2 separate regions of the Mus musculus genome follow, and region 1 is linked to region 2. The links are chromatin loops, found by intact Hi-C in ENCODE. Cell type or tissue: heart. All regions are shown on one strand. Each heading gives the region's core, and the rest is flanking DNA. Links, peaks and the distances in the headings are about the cores only. Region 1 overlaps Slmap (sarcolemma associated protein). Region 2 holds the start of Gm46445 (a long non-coding RNA gene).

Region 1 (9,073 bases), core at 2,836-5,335, 140 kb before region 2:
AGGCCCTGTGCTCACCTGCACAGTTTTTGTTCCAACCCTGGACTTTCCTTTTTCCTCACGAAGCTCTTACTGCTTCCGTTTGGGGCAAATGAAATTATGAGCAATGATTTTTGCTTATAACTGAAACTATGATAGCTTCTACAGAATACGAGTAATTAATCTTAATATTTGAGATAAACTATTTGCCTTTAGCTCATTTCTATTGAAATTAGTGTAATTTCTGAAGTATAAGTTACTACTGCAACTTTGAAATACACATTTAGTTAATAGTAGGCCAACATTTGTATTTGTGGGTACCGTGACATTATAATTTTGAGTATTTTAATGAGTTTCTTTCAAAGGATAAACAGTTTTCACAGAAAAGTGACTTGGGTGTGATGTGAGTGTCTTATCCTAGAATCAAACAGAAGACAGTTTACGGAAGGAGCTGATTGCACTGCAGGAGGATAAACACAGCTATGAAACCACAGCCAAAGAGTCCCTGAGGCGGGTTCTTCAGGAGAAAATCGAAGTGGTTAGAAAACTTTCAGAAGTTGAGGTATTTCACTTTTACTGCCATTGTTTTTAAAGATTTGTTTTACTTTTAAAATTATGTCTATGTGAAGTAAGTGTGGGTATTGTGTGCTAGTGAACGTGTCTGCAGAAGGCTGAGGCCTCGAATCCACTGGACCTGGAATTATAGGCAGTTTTCACCCATCTGATGTGGATGCTGGGAACTGAGCTATCATTGCCTGGTCTGGAGTTAGAGCAGGTTGGCCCCTGGACTACTTTTGTCTTCCAAGTGGTGGAATTAAAGACTTGCTGGCACCATGTCTGGTGGGAATTGATCTTTTGTCACATAATTGACGATGGTCACATAAGGCTGAGACGTTACTACTTCAGCCATCCTCTAGAGCAGTGGCTCTCAGCCTTCCTAGTGCTCAGGCCTTTAATACAGTTCCTCATGTGTGCTGACCTGACTCCCAACCATAAGGTTATTTTTGTTGCTACTCCGTAACTGTAGTTTTGCTACTGTTAATTCTAATGTGAGCACCCATATTTTTGGATGGTCTTAGGCACCCTATGAGATTGTTCTGCCCACAGAAGTTAATACCTACTGCTTTAGGGTGGCACTTTATCTTAGGCTTTACAAGTTAATATTGTCCAGGTTCTATGAAAAATCAAAGTGTGATTCTTGTGACTGAGGATCTAGCTCAGTGGGCATGTGCTTAGCATGTGTGAGGACATGGATAATGGATAGTTTGTATTATGGTCTCATTCTATAACACGTGCTTTATGTTCATTGATGTTTGATTAATCTGACATACACACAAAGTTTCAGGTGTCTTTCTGTTTTCACATTAGATGAATTGTTATATGGTTTTATTCTTACTTTAAGGATTGTTGACTTAGAGGTTGAGTGCGATAGAGTGTACTTATAATCACCGCACTTGGGAGTCTAAGGCAGGAGATTCACAGGAGATTAGGCTAGCCTGTACTTCATAGTGAACTTGAAGCCAGCTTGAGTAACATAATATTGTTAAGAGTTACGTTTTAGTATATATGTTGCTGAAATTATTTTGTCTTTTAAATCAGCTTTTTATAAATTTAATCCAAATGTTGATGTAGACTAGTTCAGAACTACACTTTTTACAAATTGAAAATAAAATTGAACGATAAATTTAAAATAAGTACCCATTTACTCTAACTGAATTCCCTGTGAACTTGCCTTGCAGCGAAGTCTGAGTAATACTGAAGATGAATGTACCCACCTGAAAGAGATGAATGAGCGCACTCAGGAAGAGTTGAGAGAATTAGCCAATAAATATAATGGAGCAGTTAATGAAATTAAAGATTTATCTGATAAATTAAAGGTATGTATACTAGTTCCTTTTGTGTTGCTGTGGTAGGATACCATGAACAGAATACTTTATAGAAGGAAGAGGTTACTTGGGCTTGGGGTTCCAGAGGAGCCTTTCACCATCATGGCGAGGAAGTGTGGCAGCAGTCATCTATGGCAGCTGGAGCTGGAAGCTTAGAGATCACTGGGAATGGCTTGAGCCTCTGAAACATCCAAGTCTATACCCTGTGACATATTCCTCCCACAAAGGCACACTTCTTAGACCTACCCAAACAGCATTACCAACTGAGTACCAAGTGTTCAGACATGTGACCTGTGAGGGACATTCTTAATCCAGCCATCACAGCTTCTATGTCAACCACTAGACGCATGTTAGCGTCACTAACGTGCTAATCGCTTAAGACGTTTATTAGTCACTCAAGAGCTGGTGATGTAAAATTGGGTAAAATTAAAAAGTTGAAACTGATAGTGAAAATAGAAAATGTATTCTATTTAGTCTATCCTCTATTATTGTTGAAATTGAAAGCCTTTAAAGTAGACATACTTCTAGATGGAAATGTAGTCAGCACTTCATAACAGCAGATGTAGTGTTTGCTTCAGCATCCCATAGACTAAGAAAAGAACAGCATTTTCTAATATACACTTGGAAGGAGAAACAAATCAATATGCTATGAAATGATGAGATAGCTCAGTGTGGGTACTAAAACCGGTTATAGAATCCATGGTGGAGGACGGAAAGTCCTCAGAGTTGTCCTCTGACCTCCACTTGAGGGCCATGGTACCCATGCACTAGAACTTAGGCATGTGTAACACTCGTGTACATACACACATACGTAGACACACAGACATGCAAGCGCACACACAGTAATAATAAATAAATAAATAAAACTATAAAAAGAGAATCAAAAGCCATAGGGAGATGTCTCATAGGGCAATACAAACCTGATATCCTTGTTCACTCCCAGGAGCCCATGGTGGAAGGAATGGACACCACAGAGTTGTGCTCTGATCTCCACATGAGCTACCAACGCATCATATACACACACATGCACATATTATAATAATAAAGTTTTTAAAAAGAGTTAGCAAAATCTAATATATAATCAGATGCTTTTAAAACCTCCTCATTTTTAGGTCATCTCAGAGTTAGGGGCCAGCTGTTTGGTGCTGCAGTAAATTCAAAGGGAGCTTGGGATAACCTGCTTGAGCCATGCTTGGTCTCAGCCTGCAGCTGTGCCATTGATTCTGTTTCAGTTGCGATTCCTCTGGGACATTTTTAATAAGGGCATCAGACCATAGGATAATGTCTAGTTGGTCCTTTAAAGTCTTGTGACTGACTTGTTAAAAATCCATCTTAGTGTTATCCGTATCTATTGGCCGGTTATGAGAGGAAAGGAAGAGATATGGGGATGGGAGAGAAAATAGAATGTATGTACCATGAAAACAGAAAGGGCTGTGTGGGAAGAGAAACAGAAGCAGCTAGAGAGGCAGTGGTCATCCGGGCAGGCGGTGCAAATAAGAGTGAGTAATGGATAGACATGTATGTATGAAGAATGCCATGGTAAAGCAGTACTGGATGAGTGCCTACAAGATAGGTATTTATCAGCGAAGCCAGGGCATATCGCTCACTGAAGTTCTCAGAGAGGTCTTGCCAAGAGAAATGTTTTTGGAAAGGGTTTATACTATCATCTTTTTAGTTAATAATTTTAAATTAGTGTTATATTTTAGAACTATCAAACAAGTTGTAATAATAGTAAATTTGGGAATCTATTTCCCACATAACACACATGGGGGATTTAACTTAGACTCTATCGCTTGTTTATCTCCTGTGTTTCCTTCTAAGTTCCCCTTCTCAGTGCTTTGTAGTAGTGAGCTCGGTGCAGATCACTCACTTTCCACATTGAGTCTCTGTCTTTGTTTTCTGTAAAAAATCAGCTTTATAAATATGTTCTGTAATTCTGAATGTACTTCTCAGAAGTGTAAATGAATGGGGTCAGTTCTGGCTTTCAGCTAGCTAAAGCAAGATGAGTTTTATGACTTGACTGAAGATTCCTATGCAACAGGTAGCAGAGGGAAAACAAGAGGAAATCCAACAGAAGGGACAAGCTGAGAAGAAGGAATTACAGACGAAAATTGATGAAATGGAAGAAAAAGAACAAGAGCTCCAGGCAAAAATCGAAGCTTTGCAAGCTGATAACGACTTCACCAATGAAAGGCTGACAGCTCTGCAAGGTAAGCTGGTGAGACAGAAATTGGTTTTATTTGATTTTTGTTCTCTTTGTCTGTGAAATACCTTTTTCTTGGACTATTTTTTTACAGTACGGTTAGAACACCTGCAGGAGAAAACCCTTAAAGAATGCAGCAGCTTAGGTAGGTGTCACCTTATTTAAAGATGTCTTCATCAGCTGTTGACCTTGTTCCCAGTTCACATTGTTCACTTCTTACACTGTTTACTTCTTTCATTTGATATTTTACTTATCAAGCAGAAGTTATATATTTAGAAATCTCCTTTTATAGTACTCATGATTGCCACCAGTGGGCACCATTGTTCAGACTTTGAGGTAGATTTTTGCCTCTGAGATTTTAAGTAGCAGGAATCACATCCCCACTCCACCCCTACCCCACTCCCCAGTTTCTGGAAGGTCTCTAAGCCTGAGTTAGTAGAGAATGGCAGCTTGAACTCTTCCTATTAGTACAATGTTCTATACAAAGTCAGTGTAAGTAGAAATATAAAATGCTGTAGCTACACTTGAAGCCAATTTTAAAGTTAACAATTTCTTTGATCAGGCAATGATATCCTGTCTTAATCCTAGGGATACAAGTTGATGACTTCTTACCTAAAATAAATGGGAGCACAGAAAAAGGTAGCGTAAAAAAATATTTTTTCATGATATCCTTTTATTATTTAAGTAGGACAGAGAGCTAAATGCTTGATGATTTTAGTACTTGAAGTAACACACATATACAACTGTTCTCATACCATTAAAATTCATCATTTAAAATCCAGCTTCTCTTTATAGTCTAAGACACAGAGGTGATCTGTACTTAGATATCGCTTGCTATGTGGAAATTGCAATGACTCACGTGAGAAATGCTGCACTTGTTAGCCATGGCTTGGTTTATAGCTCTTAACCTTCTGAGGAGCTTGTACTTCTGTGTTGTTCCATTACGATTGGCTCCTCGGTCTCCATGCACAGGGTGGGAACTTACTTAACTTCCCATTGGATACTTTCTTTATCTAAAAATTCTTTTTTATTTGGTTTTTCTTCTGGGTAGCAAGAGTTCTCAATCAACCAAAACTTAGAGCCAGTGTATTAGTGTTTATTTATCTTTGTTGTCCTTCCTCCCTTCTCACCCCAACCCCACCCCCCTGCAGTCTCACCATGCCACCATGGCTGCTTAGAACTATTTAAATCATGCTGGTCATGAACTCAAGAGATCTGCTTGCCTCTGTCCTGCAAGTACTGGGGTCAAAGACATGAGCCACCCTCCCAGTGCATGGATGCTTTTGAATTACTGACTTTGTAGTCGTTTAGTCCTTTAGTCGTAAGGTATTTGTTCACTTAGGCCACTTGCCCCTTTCCTCTAAGAGTCATGGAGAACCACCTCGAGCTGTGTGCTGAGTCTTGCACTGGCTATGTGGAGTACTAAGGGATTACAGTTATGTTCAGTGAATACTGATGTGCTTATCAGCTGATTTTAATATAGAGAATTTAGAAGTAGGTATTAAGGTCAGAACTAGAATTTCTAAAGAAACCGTATTCCACGATCAGAGTATATCCTTCTCATGGAGAGAGGTCAGCGGGAAGAAGTGTTTCTTTTGATTTGTTTAAAAGGAAAATGGATGAGCTGGAGATAGAGCTTTATGTGTTTTCCAAGTTTATGCCTTGGATTCAAATCCAGCATTACAAAAAAGGGAAAAATAAGTTCTTATAGTAACTGCCAAATGGCCCAGATAATGCTGTAAATGTGAGCTGTACAGTCAAGGTCTAATATTGCATATATTGTGCATTGTAGGATTCTTAAGAAAAAAAGTATTCATTGCTATTTGATTTGTCTGTGTAATTTATAAAATGCCTTAAGTTTTTTCAGATTTGAGTTTTTGAGTTTCAATCTGAGAATTTTTAAAGGTATAGTTTATATTCATTTTACCAAAACTTTTAGTTGCTATGTATTAAAAGTATTTAGCAAATTTTTGTTAAATGAGTTAATCTCCTCTTCTAAGTACTCTTTTTTCTTAAATGATTTTCTGTTTTCCATTATTATTTTGCTTGCTTCTTTCCTTTCTGATTGTATACTTTTTAATTGAGTATTTCCTTGACTGTGTGTCAAGTGTCACATTAATACAAGCTATGGACTTTTATTTTTTCAGTTAAGAATCTTTATATACATACAAAACCATCTTTTTACTAGAGTTGTCAGATTGCTTTGTAAAATTTCTGCCCCCAAATTTAGATTAGTAGTCTGTTTTCCTATTGGAGAATAGTTATAGACTCCTTAGTTTAATGAATAATGAATTTTAATTAGTTTAATTTTAAATGAATAAAATGTTTATATTGTTCCAGGGCACTCCTTGCTATAATTATTCCATCGTTAAAGCATCTGGGTCCCTGTTGACACTGTGTTAAGTACCACGAGAATGCTAGCAAAGATTTTGACACAAACATCTCATTATGCTCCATTCTATTATAGAGTGAACTTTGTATTTGTAGTAAGATAATTTACCTTTTAAAACATCACCAAAGTTCACAGCCAGAATTTTCATAAATTTTAAAGTTAACATTACCCTTTAAGTAGTAGAGAAAAATACCAAGTTTAGAAGCAAAAGAGAAAATATCAACAGTGTCTAGAGATATTATAGTTCATATTTCTTCCAATGAACTCTTTTGAAATGACTTAAATTTTCTAAAAGCACAGATTTTATACTGTAAGTTTTTGTCTCCTTATAAACAAGCATTATTTAAATATATTGGAGTGTAGAATAGTGCCATCTAAAAGCAATATGTGAGAAATTTAAAAATGTCTAGTAACTGCAGTAAAAGTTTAAAAAGAAACAAGTAAAACACATTTAAGTAGTAAATTTTATTTAACTAGCAATTTTAACCATGTTATTTAAATATGTAACCAATATTTAAAGGTTAAAAAACCATTTTATATTAATTTTCCCTAGTAAGTGTTTGAAATCATCATATATTGATTTTAGGCTACACATAGCTTGTTTAGAATGAGCTCTGTTTAAATGGCTTAGTGGCATTTGCAATTAATGGCTACAGTAGCATAGGTACAACATGAGTACAAGGGAAACCGGAATCCTTAGGAAACGCATTTGTTTAAGCTCTGCGTTCTAAGTAGAATGGTTCTTTATGGTTCCATATTTGGTTGGGTTTTTCCCCCCATTTCTTTTACTTTTACCGATATTGCAGAGACTTGTTTTCCTTCCAGTAAGCATCTGATTCCTTTTGGATTACTAGTGATAGTAATATATTCTGTAGTTGTCTCAACTTAATTCCTAAGGGCCTGAATTCAAGTAATAGACTTTAAGTGTCATGTTTGAAATGCTTAGACAGACTCCGAGAATGTTGTCTTATGTACGTAAAGGTGCTTTTGTAGACATAGCACATATGTATTTGCCTTTTTACTTAAACAGTAGACTTTATCTAAACTAGTCTACTAAATAGTTTAGGGTCAGATTCAGATATTATAAATAGAGTACTCAGGGTACTGGAGAGATGGCTCAGTGGTTCAGAGAATTTTCTGCCCTGCAAGGAGGACCCAGGTTTGATTCCTATAACCCACATAGCATCTCACAACCAGCAGTAACTCTAGCTCCAGGGGATCCACCATCCTTTTCTGACCTTTGTGGCTTCCTGCATGCAAAACTAGAATAAATGATCCTTAGCTTAGTGAGTAACAGTGGGTGTTGTGGTTACTGTTCTGTTGTGTGAAGAGACACCATAACCAAAGCAACTTACAGAAAAAAACATTTAATTGGGGGCTTACAGTATCAGAGGGTGAGTGTCTATCATCATGATAGGAAGCAGGGCACAGGTAGGCAGACACTGGTGCTAGAGAATTATCAGAGAGCTCACATCTGATCTGCAAGTTGCAGGCCAAGAAAGAGTGAGACAGGGCCTGGCTTGGGTTTTTAAACCCCAAAGTCAACCCCCCCAATGACACACCTCCTTCAACAAGGCCACACCTCCTAATTTTCCCAAACAGTTCTACCAACTGGGGACCAGACATTCAAATATATCACCCTATGGAGGCCATTCTCATTCAAACCTCCCCAGTGATTCTCTGCTTTTAGTAAGAATTCCAGGAATTGATAAATATTGGTTTGAAATTTGGTTTCATATCTGTCATAAAGTCCTTTAGTTATGTTCAAGTTTGGTTTAAAATGAGTTTTAACAATTTTCGGTAAGCATACATAAAGATTTCTGACATTTTCGTCCATGTGTGCTCTTCCTTACCATCCCCCCTCTACTGACTCCTTCTCTCCCCAAAGGTTCTTCTTTGCTTTATATCCAGTAAGTGGATTTAAGCTAGATTACATGCAAGAGATGTATTTATCTTTTTCCTCCCACTATCCTTTCTTGTTCTCTCCCCTTTTAGACCACTTTCCTCCCCGTCCATAATCCCTTCCTATTTCCCCCATCACATGTGTGATACATACATTTAAATCTAGATTTTGCATATGAAAGAAGCTTGTGAAAGAGTCTGGCTTCTCTTGTTTAACATTTGATCATCAACATGGATACATTTTCTTGCAGATGATCAATAAAACTCTGTTCTCTCATGTACTACATTTTCTTTACCCGTCCAAACAAAATTTCACACTCAACATGATATTGCATAGTTTGAGTTTTGAAAGTGTTTAATTTAAAGTTTATGTAAAATGATTTTCTAATTTGAAATAATCTACTGAGGGCTGCAGTTTTTCTAGAATTAGCTCCCGTTGGCAAATTCTATTTGTCTAATTTAAGGCATTAATTCCAAATTTCTGTCCCAGTGAATTTTTATTTTTTTACTTGGAACTGTGCTGTGCTTCTCACCGATGTTTCTAAAACCGAAGCCGTACTGATCACTCTCCCCTGTCTTCATAGCTACCACGGGCCTTTGGGTGTGTGTGACTAGGGTCAGAGGAAAGAACACTGAGAGGTTAAAAAGGCAGGCAACAGGATCGGTGTCGCAACAGACCGGAAGACAAAGGAGAGGCAGAGGCTGCGGGGTGTG
Region 2 (9,073 bases), core at 2,862-5,361:
CTCTGGGAAGGTACAGGCCTACCCTGCTTGTCTGGCTTCCTAGAGTGCAGACCCAGGTCACAGACTTCGGATGGTTCTTTTGGATCTGTCAGGAATCTGCCACTGCTGTTCTAGGACCCCCTTAATTTCATTCTGAGTGCAAACAGGCCAGCAGGAGGCTGGGAGAAATTAAGGATATGTCTCTCTAAGGCTGGGGTTTCAATATACTAAGGGACTTCAGGACTTACCTCTGAAAAGGTCAGCTCAGGAACTTTAGAAATCCTACCAGACCCCTCCCCTCCTGGAAGCAAATGGTCATAAAGAACTCAGGCACCCCTCCCCTGTGGAAGGGAGGGGCTAATGACATTCCTCAGACCACAGGGAGGAGGGACTGACCCCTAGAGCTCATAGACACATTCTGAGATCATTGGCCACCCACCTCAATCCCTTTAGATCAATCAGTTTAGAAGTCACACTGTTCTGCCAATCACATTGTGCCTAATGGCTGCTGCCTGGAGAACTGTATAAAGGCTCACAGGACGGGCTGTGTGTGGTCATTCGCTCTCTCTCTCTCTCTCTCTCTCTCTCTCTCTCTCTCTCTCTCTCTCTCTCTCTCTCTCCCCATGTGCAGGAAGACCCCAACATGTTAGAACAGTAAATTCCTCTTGCTTTTTGCATTGATTCCTGGTTCTGTGTCATTCGCTCAGGGAGTCCCCAGTAAACTAAGACTTGCCACAGTCTTACAACCTCCATCATATCAGATATGACTTGACATTGTCCACCAGATCTTCCTGATTGGTCCGCCTCTGCTCTCCGTGGCTAAGGCAACTACAGTAGGGAGTGAGGCACATGTACCCCATGGTGGTTGGGGACAGGGGCATGGCTTAGGGTTCCAGCTCAAGTTTCCCTCCCTGCTCTTTCCTGGCATCATTGGGTCCCAGTATTCCCTCTCCCTCAGGCTTCTTTAGGGCTCTGCAGGGTTTCTTCTGGCCCTGTGCCATTCAACTTTATAAGTTCTCTTGTGCTTACCTCCCTACAGGGGTTCCTCAGAAGTCATCTGTACCTCCCCCCCTCACTGAAGGGCAGCGGCACATGAAGAAGGTAGAGAAATGATCCCTCAGCTACAGAAGACGACCTGTGAGAGGAATGAGCTGTGTGGTTTCCTGGCCCATTATACAAAGATTTGAACAACAGGTAGTCATTATGCCCAGCACACTCTTGGCTATGTTGTCTCCACGATGTCAAGCCCTGCTTTCTTCAGGGACAGGAGGCTGAACCTCCAGGGTGTCCTTATACGCAAGCTAATTTTCCTGTGTCTAAGAAGTGGAACTTGAAGCCAGGTTAGGAATAAAATGGGAACACAGGCTGTTTTACTTCTTCCAAATTAAAAGCAGAGCCTGTATCCCGAATAACAGTCTGGGGATAGGGACCGAAGTTGTGTGTGCTCTCAAGATGCACCTTAAGATGCCTTGATGGGCAATGGCTTGTGGGAGATTCTAGGTCCCATGAGTTTATGATGAACCTTCATATTTAACCAGCTAATGCTTGGGTCCTGGTTGTTTTGGCAACAACTGGAGATACCTGGCCCCATTTGGCTCATGTCACTGTGTAATTGAAAGGCCTGGAGTTGCCGGGCATCCCTCCCAGCACTCAGGAGGCAGAGGCAGGTGGATTTCTGAATTCAAGGCCAGCCTGGTCTACAGAGTGAGTTCCAGGACAGCCAGGGCTACACAGAGAGACCCTGTCTCAGAAAAAAAAAAGAAGAAGAAGGAAAGGCCTGGACCTCATCAGTGTGCCTCTCTGATCCTGTTCCTTATACTGTGAGACAATGCCACCTCGCATTTCATTGTAATTCTAATTGTGTGTGTGTGTGTGTGGTTGTGTGTGTATATGTGTGTAGTCTGGGATCCCACTGTGAGCTGCTGTGCCTTTGAGCTTTGTGATCTCCTTGGTGGAACAATAGAATCAGCTGGAGAGTATATAAGGCATTCTTACTTTTGGTCTGCTTCCTGGATCATGCACTTTGGCATCCATGTAAATTAGAAACCTAGGATGGAGAATCTGTGTTGTAAAGTCAGGAGACAGACACATCATCACAGTTTTAGGTAGTGGTGGTGGTGGTGGTAGGGTGCTGACAATAGACCTGTCACATAGAATCCTGGGGCTCTCTTAGAGAGCTAGTCTATTTCTCTAAGCTCATGAAACCTAGCTTGCACCAATTTTAACCACTGTCTCTGCTGCCCTTGGACCAGAATAGCAAGGTTAATAAACAAGCACCAGGATGTCCCCTGGTGTGTATATGTGCCAGAACGTAACTGTTGTAGTCCAGGACACAGCTTGAAATCATATGATTCTTGTGGCCTCTCTGTTCATGGGGTTCTTTGCTCCTGGGGCCAGGCCCTAGTGTATGGTTAGATATGGTCCCTCATCTGCTTTGCCATAGGGCTTGGGCTGCTTGGAGAGGTGGAACAAGGGAGTTTTGACTGCTCTTACCCCATGCCAGCACCGGGCAGGTGTCGGGCTATGGGAAGCTGCTGGACACCACTCTGAGGCTGGGGAAGAGCAGTCTGAGGATCCGGGGTCCACTGGAGCTGGCTCGAGGGTCCCCAGTCCTGCAGGGAGGCCAGGGCCACATGGTTCTCAGGCTCTTGGGCACCCAGGTGGCACTGAGATCCGAAGAGCTGAGAACAAAGTGGGGACACGTGGGCTGGATCTAGCCCAGGGCCCAAGGGGAAAGGGGGGAACTCTAGCTGGGTCCCACAAGGAGGAGTCCTTGGCTTGTCAGTGAGCAGCTGGCTTGGCTTGGTGGTCATGGCTGGGAGCACAGAGAGGCCTTGTACGAGAGATTAGACAAGGCTCTAAAGGCAAAGGCCTTCTCTATGGCTCCGCACGGTGGATCCCAGTTTTAAGGCATTTATTGTCATGGCAGAAAGTGGATGAGTAAAACCGTACCCTACTTCTCAGCTGTGGGCCTGAGGTTAAACACCTTCTGCAGGGAGGAGTGTCAGGGAAGGAAAGCTTATTGGCTAAGCCCTTCCAACCTTTAGGTACCTCATTAAAATGGAGATCTGTCTTGAGGCCACAGGTCACATCCTCTACCTGTGAAGGGCTTGGGGCATTGCCCTTACATGACTGATGGCCACAAATCTATGGAGGGTTGTGGCCTCCTGCCAGGAGCCTAATGTCTGGGAACCAGGTGAAACACCTGCCATCCCTCAGGGTCACCAGGGTCTCCAACCTTAGCTCAACCAGGAACCAGGCTGCCTTTCAAGGCCCTACACCCTACCACAGGGTGAACTTTGAGCCTGAGATGCAGAGGATGGGGCATGAACAGGTGAGGTCAAACATGAAGAAACTGCCCAAGGGGATAAGAGAGGCCTTGGGCAAGTGCAAGGGGCTGACTGGGGAAACTGTCTCCTGCTGGTGAGTGACTGACTTGCCTGGGACCCCAGCACCTGGCAGGGGCTGCTTCTGCCCTTCTTGTCTTTGAACCAAAGCGAGGGCTCTGGTTCTCCCTTGTCTTCCTCTCAGCAAGCAGCCTGCCTTGTGGCTTCACCTTGTGCCTCTTGGACTCAGGTTTCCTAAGTGTGAAGCGTCTGTCAGCCTCCTCCAAACATTGTCCTGCAAATGTCGGAGCATCTAGAGAGAAAGGTTTGTGCCATGAGGGGCATGTCAATCAGCCCTGGGTGTCTGGGGCTCTGGTTGGAGATTTCCACAGCTGGTTTCCATGAGACACGTAGATGGATTGTATTCTTGTTGGGTCTCCTGTCCTCTCTCAGAAGGTGTATGACCTTTCCCTGCTGATGTTTGCCAGTACCATGGATAGATAAGCATAAGTCAGGGCTACTTCCTGTTCTGGGACGTACATGGATCCCTTTGGGTGTCAGGGTTTTCAGAAGTACTTTGAGTCTTTCTGGAATGTGGCTGTTCTCTGGATTTGGCCTGCCTCTAGGTGATGCTGGCATAGTTACTGTGGACTCCAGTCTGAGGCTGTCTGAGGACAAGGGACCTGGCAGGGATGGTGGTAGTTGGAGATGGGAAGGAATTTAAAGGCTGGCTGGGCTTCATTATTTCTCATTGTGGTTCAGCATCCTCCACCCCCAGCTCCTGAGTGAGTGGACTCAGCTGAAGATGAAGTGAAGACGTTGAGGCAGGAAAACAGAGGTGCAGAGGAAGCAGAGCATGGTGCAAGAGTCCTGTGAGGAGGCAGAGAGGCTCTGTGAGGAGGCCACGAGAAGATCTGTGAGATGAGGAGGACAGAGCAGCAGCTCTCTTTCTCTGCACCTGGCCCAGCTCTTGGTTCACACTGGAGACACCTGAAGAGCATCTTCTTGGGCCTGTTTCCCTGAATGGTGCTGGAGAGTTAGTGCATGTGTTTAAGTTCCTAACCTTTTATTCCTTCAACAGGGAAGACTATGTACAGCCCTCCATGAAGAATTGTTACTTTTACATCAATCATTCAGGAGTAGTAAAGGATTCTACGGCTAAAGTTTGAGAAGGACTAGCCAAAAGGAAAAGAGAAAAAGGATAGCATCAAGGATGGTTTGAATCCTGATTCTCCACTTTCCCATGGCTTACAACTTTAATTTCTACACTGCTTGGACCATTAATTATAATTTTGTTGCTTTTAACTTTTGGACCTTGTGTCTTAAACAAATTGGTTGCCTTCACACAGGATCACTTTCAGGAAGCTCAGATATTCACCATGGCAGTCATTCATCGCTATGAAGAAATGCATTGGGTGCATAGTCATATGTCCTTCGTGGCTTCGGTCTGAATGGGAAAGAGTGTGCTATTGAAGGCCAGTAGTCAGAGTTGGGTAAGAGTGTTCTTTAGCTCCTATCAACCTAAGACAGACATATGTCAAAAAGCTATGTTTGTCATCCATGACAGGGAAGAAGGAGCAATATAGACACCTAAGACAGGCATGGTCGCCTAGCCAGTCTATTCCCTAGACAGGATTATGGAAAACAAATGAATCTTGTGCCCCTGTCCAGCTATTGATAACTGTTCATCTTTAATAAACAAAAAGGGAGGGGTGATTGTGCCTTTCCCTGAGCCTTGAGTAGGCTGAACAAAACCAGGATGGTTTTACAACCTTGCTGGAGTCATTTGGCCTCACAGCATTTGTAATTTCCTACAGGATCTTTGAGGAGTTGACCTGCTGAGCTTGCTTTGCAACTCAATCCAGCTGAAACAAAGGATGGGTCTGTGGGCTTTCCCTATATATCCCAGTGCTAAATATTAAACTTTGAGCCTTGATCAGAAACTTTGTCTTGGCTTCATTCTTCTCTTGCACCCGTCCTTTTTCATTTCTAGCCCCCCTTTTTAGGTAGCCCCCCTTTTTAGGGGAGGGGGATGATTGATGCTACCCAATGAATGCTCAGTGTACATTGAGAGTTTTAAGGAAGTGTTTCTTCCAATGAGTGCTTTATTCCTGTAAAACAACCCTGAAATGGATCTGTGTGGAATGACTTCTGTAACAAACCTGGGTCAGAGAGTTAATGTCTAGAGGATGTAATCCTATTGGTCACCAGAATCATGCTGTCAAACCAATGGTAAAAAGAATCTGTTCTTTATGAATAAAGGCTATATCTACACACAGAGAGCATCAACATACATATATAGTTCATTCAATTCCATGGCTAGTGTGTTCAGCTTTCAAGATGGCTCAGCAGGTTTTGGAACTTGCATACAGGCCTACAAACCTGATTTTCTTCCCTGGGATTCACTGACTTGAAGGAGAAAACAAACTTCCCACAAATTGTCCTCTATTTTTCATGTGGATGGGGCTGCTAGGTTTTCGTCCACAGAAGCAGAGCATCAGGTTTCTCATTCCTCATATAAACTAGAATATCTCCCTCTGTTGCTCTCATTGTGAGCCCTGCCACCTCTTGACTACAGTGTCCTAGGCTGCTGCCAAGCTCAGTATGCAGGATGTCTCAGAGAGTTTTGGCTATTATCCCACAGAACTAGGTGGGATGGGGCAGGCTAGCCATTATGGAACCTCAGCATGAAACCTAGGTCGTGGCCCCGAGGGCACTGAGCCTGGGGCAACAGCTACTGGATGAGGAGGCAGGAAGCGCCAAGGCAGAGCTGCTGCTCCAGCTTCTGGCCAGGGAACAGGACCTGAGCTGTCACTGATGAAGATGCAGCCTCACCTGCTGCTCACTCTCTACTGCCACTGTCGCAGAGGGGCAGAGGGCGCGAGTGAATGGTACTCCTGCTCGGCCCCTACAGCCACCCTTCTCTCAGCCCCTCACTAATCAGGGCTAGAATCTTATTAAGGCCATTGCTCTGCCTGTATGACAAGGATGACACTTTTCTCCTAGCCAATCAGGGGAGGGACAAATGCCTCTACTTGAATTCACATTTCCTGTCTGTCCTCAGGGTCTCTGTTCCTTGCCTTTCCTAATGTGGTTGTTACAGCCGCTGAGTTCTCAGGGGTCTTCATGTGTAATGGCTGGGGCACCTTGAACGGCTGTGATTCATCCCCCTTTTCTAAGCTCCTCACCATTTGCTAGCCCTCTGGAGCCTCTAGGCCAGTGGCAGATCCCCTAAGTTCTGATCCCTGCCTGCCACCCAGGTTAGATCACTAGTGCCTCTTCTCTTTGTGGCTCTTTTCTGTTTGTTTCCTGTTCGTCTTCTAGTTGGCCCAGATTTGCTGTGAATCATGCACAACACCTTTCCTGGATTTCTTTAGAAAATGGTGGTTTAGAAAAGTCGAGGAAGTTGCATTGCACCATGGGAAAATCTTAGTAGTGGTTGCTGTGGCTCGGTTCCCTCCTGGAGAGTTCTGAGTTCCTGGTGAAGGAGAGCTGAGACCTTTGGAACCCCTGTGTTCTTGCTCTTGGTAGTGACTGATTTGTAAGTGTGTGTAGGGGGAGGGTGCTGCTGGAGTTTGCGACTAGTGGTAGGCTTGTCCTGACTGGGCTGTGGAGAGAGAAGCCAGCCTCCTCGACAAGGAAGAAGGCATAGTACAGAGAAAGGATGAGGGCTGGCATGTATGGTGTCTGTTGTGGCAGGAACTCTACCTTATCACATTTAATCGCTGTTAAAAGCATGTGAACTGTCCAATATTCTTGCTTTGCCAGAGATAAAAGGGTAGCTTTAAGTGGTCAAAATGCTCAGGAAAGATTGAATGCTAAGAGTTCTGAGTTATTGTCTATTGCTTTTTAAAAACATATTCAGAGCCTGGAAACAGCATTTGTGTCTTGTGTATAGTAAATCAATATACATAATAAAATCAATAAAGATAAGCAGGGGGCCTGGAGAGATGGCTCAATGGTTAAGAGCACTGACTGCTCTTCCAGAGGTCTGAGTTCAATTCCCAGCAACCACATAGTGGCTCACAAGCATCTGTAATGGAATGTGATGCCCTCTTCTGGTGTGTCTGAGGACAGCTACAGTGTACTCATATACATTAAATAAATAATATTTGAAAATATGTGAAGACAAGCAGGAGCCCCCGAATGTTCTAGGTCTGGGATCAAAAACCAGTCTGATCATTAATAAATTTTAACAAAGAGGAGACTTATATTCAGATACTGGCAACAGGTCCACCTAGGAGTCAGGCCCAATTTAGTGCCCAGCCACACCAGTCAGGGGTGTATAAAGGCAAAGAACATTCTGCTTATGTGCAAGCAGAAGGCTATCTCAAGCAAAACAAGTAAAAGCAGCGGTTAACCTTATAACCTAGTATCTTACATAAACAACAGTTTTGTTAAAATCATATATACGACCATGCAAACACAAAAAAACAACCCTTAATGTCTGGAAGACCAATTTTGCTTTGTAGTTCTCAAATACAGTGATTTTAAATTTTTAAAAATAAATTTAGCCATCAACATAATATTAGCCTCCACATCTACAACAGTAGACAATATGGTGTTTTAAATTGCCTGGTTTTAGAACCTGCTTTACCTGTGTGGCTGCGTCTGGTGACCTGCAGCACACCCATTCTCTTGTACAGGCACAGCACAAGTTCCGTAGCAGTTAGTTCTCCTGCTGACAGTTGATTGACCCTCCACCATCTCTTGTGGAAACTGTGCTGCTCTCAGGGAAGCCCAGGCTCACAGCTCTAGGGTGTTTTAGAGAAATTCCCAGGTCAGGACATTTGTGGGTTTCACTTTCCAAGTGAAGTCTCATTGTTTTCTGAGGGAATCTGTCATCTCTGCTTCTGGGCGCTCTCATCTGAAGTTCATCTTACTCTGTGGCACCAGAGCCTTCTGTTTTTACAGGACTGTAATAGCCTGGACTCCCTCACCTTCATCAGGGTGAATGTAAGTGATGTTGAAAGGAGGAGCGATAATGGCTCCAGAGTGATTAAGTTCAAAGTCTGGTGGCTACTGTGAGTACTAAATTATGTTTTGTTTGAGTGACAGAATTCTCAAATAACAAAATACAAGTAGAGTCTTCCCCTACATAAGCGAAGCCTAGAAGCCTACTCCTGTGTCAACTTCCTTGGTCTTCCTCCATTGTCTTCTGTACACCAGTTGAGCTGCCTCAGCTCCAGGCAACAGAGCTAGAGTCTGGCTCACAAGATGGGACCACAGTCTGGCACACGCCTGCACTCAGAAGTTTAGAGAAGGAGGAAAAAGTCTGGGCTAGCCTAGGCTATAAAGGGAAACACTGGGCCAAAAGGAAGATGGAGAGAAAAATAATTTTTTTTAATTTGTTTTTTGTTGTTGTGTGGGAACTAAAAGGGGGTATAGGGGAAAGAAGGGGGGAGGGAGGATAGCCCATGTCTGGCCAGAGTTGTTCTTATGCTCTGGGCAGGCAGGTGCGGGAGGACTTTCCACTTGGCCCTGGGTGGGCATCTAAGCCACTGACTCCACTCGACAGGGGGTGGACAAGGGGCAGCCCCTGACTGAGGGCCCTGGGGTGACACCCTGTAGCCTCGGGGTTATGGGAGAGAGGGCTGAGGGAGAGAGGTTCCCACACAGGTGAGAGCAAGCACAGCGGGCCTTGATGAACAGAGACAGTCTAAGGTTTTAAAGCTTTATTGTAGAAAGACAGGGGGAAAGAGTAAAGGTAAGAGAGAGAGAGAGAGAGAGAGAGACCTGCCATGGCCAAGAGGAGAGAAGGGGGAAAG

What was found. A loop is a pair of places that touch in the nucleus more often than their neighbours do. Peaks named below come from ENCODE experiments on the same cell type or tissue, not always from the same donor. Only the 100,000 strongest peaks of a DNase experiment are listed, where the experiment ranks them.
Region 1: it touches region 2 in a loop (3-fold over the local background); 2 of 42 quality-filtered maps call a loop at or near these places.

What each region holds. Positions count from the first base shown.
Region 1 is chr14:26,455,041-26,464,113 of GRCm38, reverse strand. Slmap (sarcolemma associated protein) reads left to right here. Exons shown (of 23, transcript NM_001310445.1): 8 at 398-538; 9 at 1,716-1,853; 10 at 3,904-4,072; 11 at 4,160-4,210; 12 at 4,654-4,704. Among named protein-coding and RNA genes, the nearest start is that of Gm24031, 38 kb to the left of the region's middle. In heart, for the core only: a CTCF peak has its summit at 4,364 (motif pointing right); no DNase peak of the experiment used is centred there.
Region 2 is chr14:26,311,357-26,320,429 of GRCm38, reverse strand. It overlaps Gm46445 (a long non-coding RNA gene), which reads right to left and starts at 7,935. Exons shown (of 2, transcript XR_001781205.1): 1 at 7,903-7,935. It overlaps Gm34059 (a long non-coding RNA gene), which reads left to right. Exons shown (of 4, transcript XR_874469.1): 2 at 1,019-1,173; 3 at 4,655-4,798; 4 at 5,123-5,242. In heart, for the core only: no CTCF peak of the experiment used is centred there; a DNase peak (open chromatin) is centred at 3,879.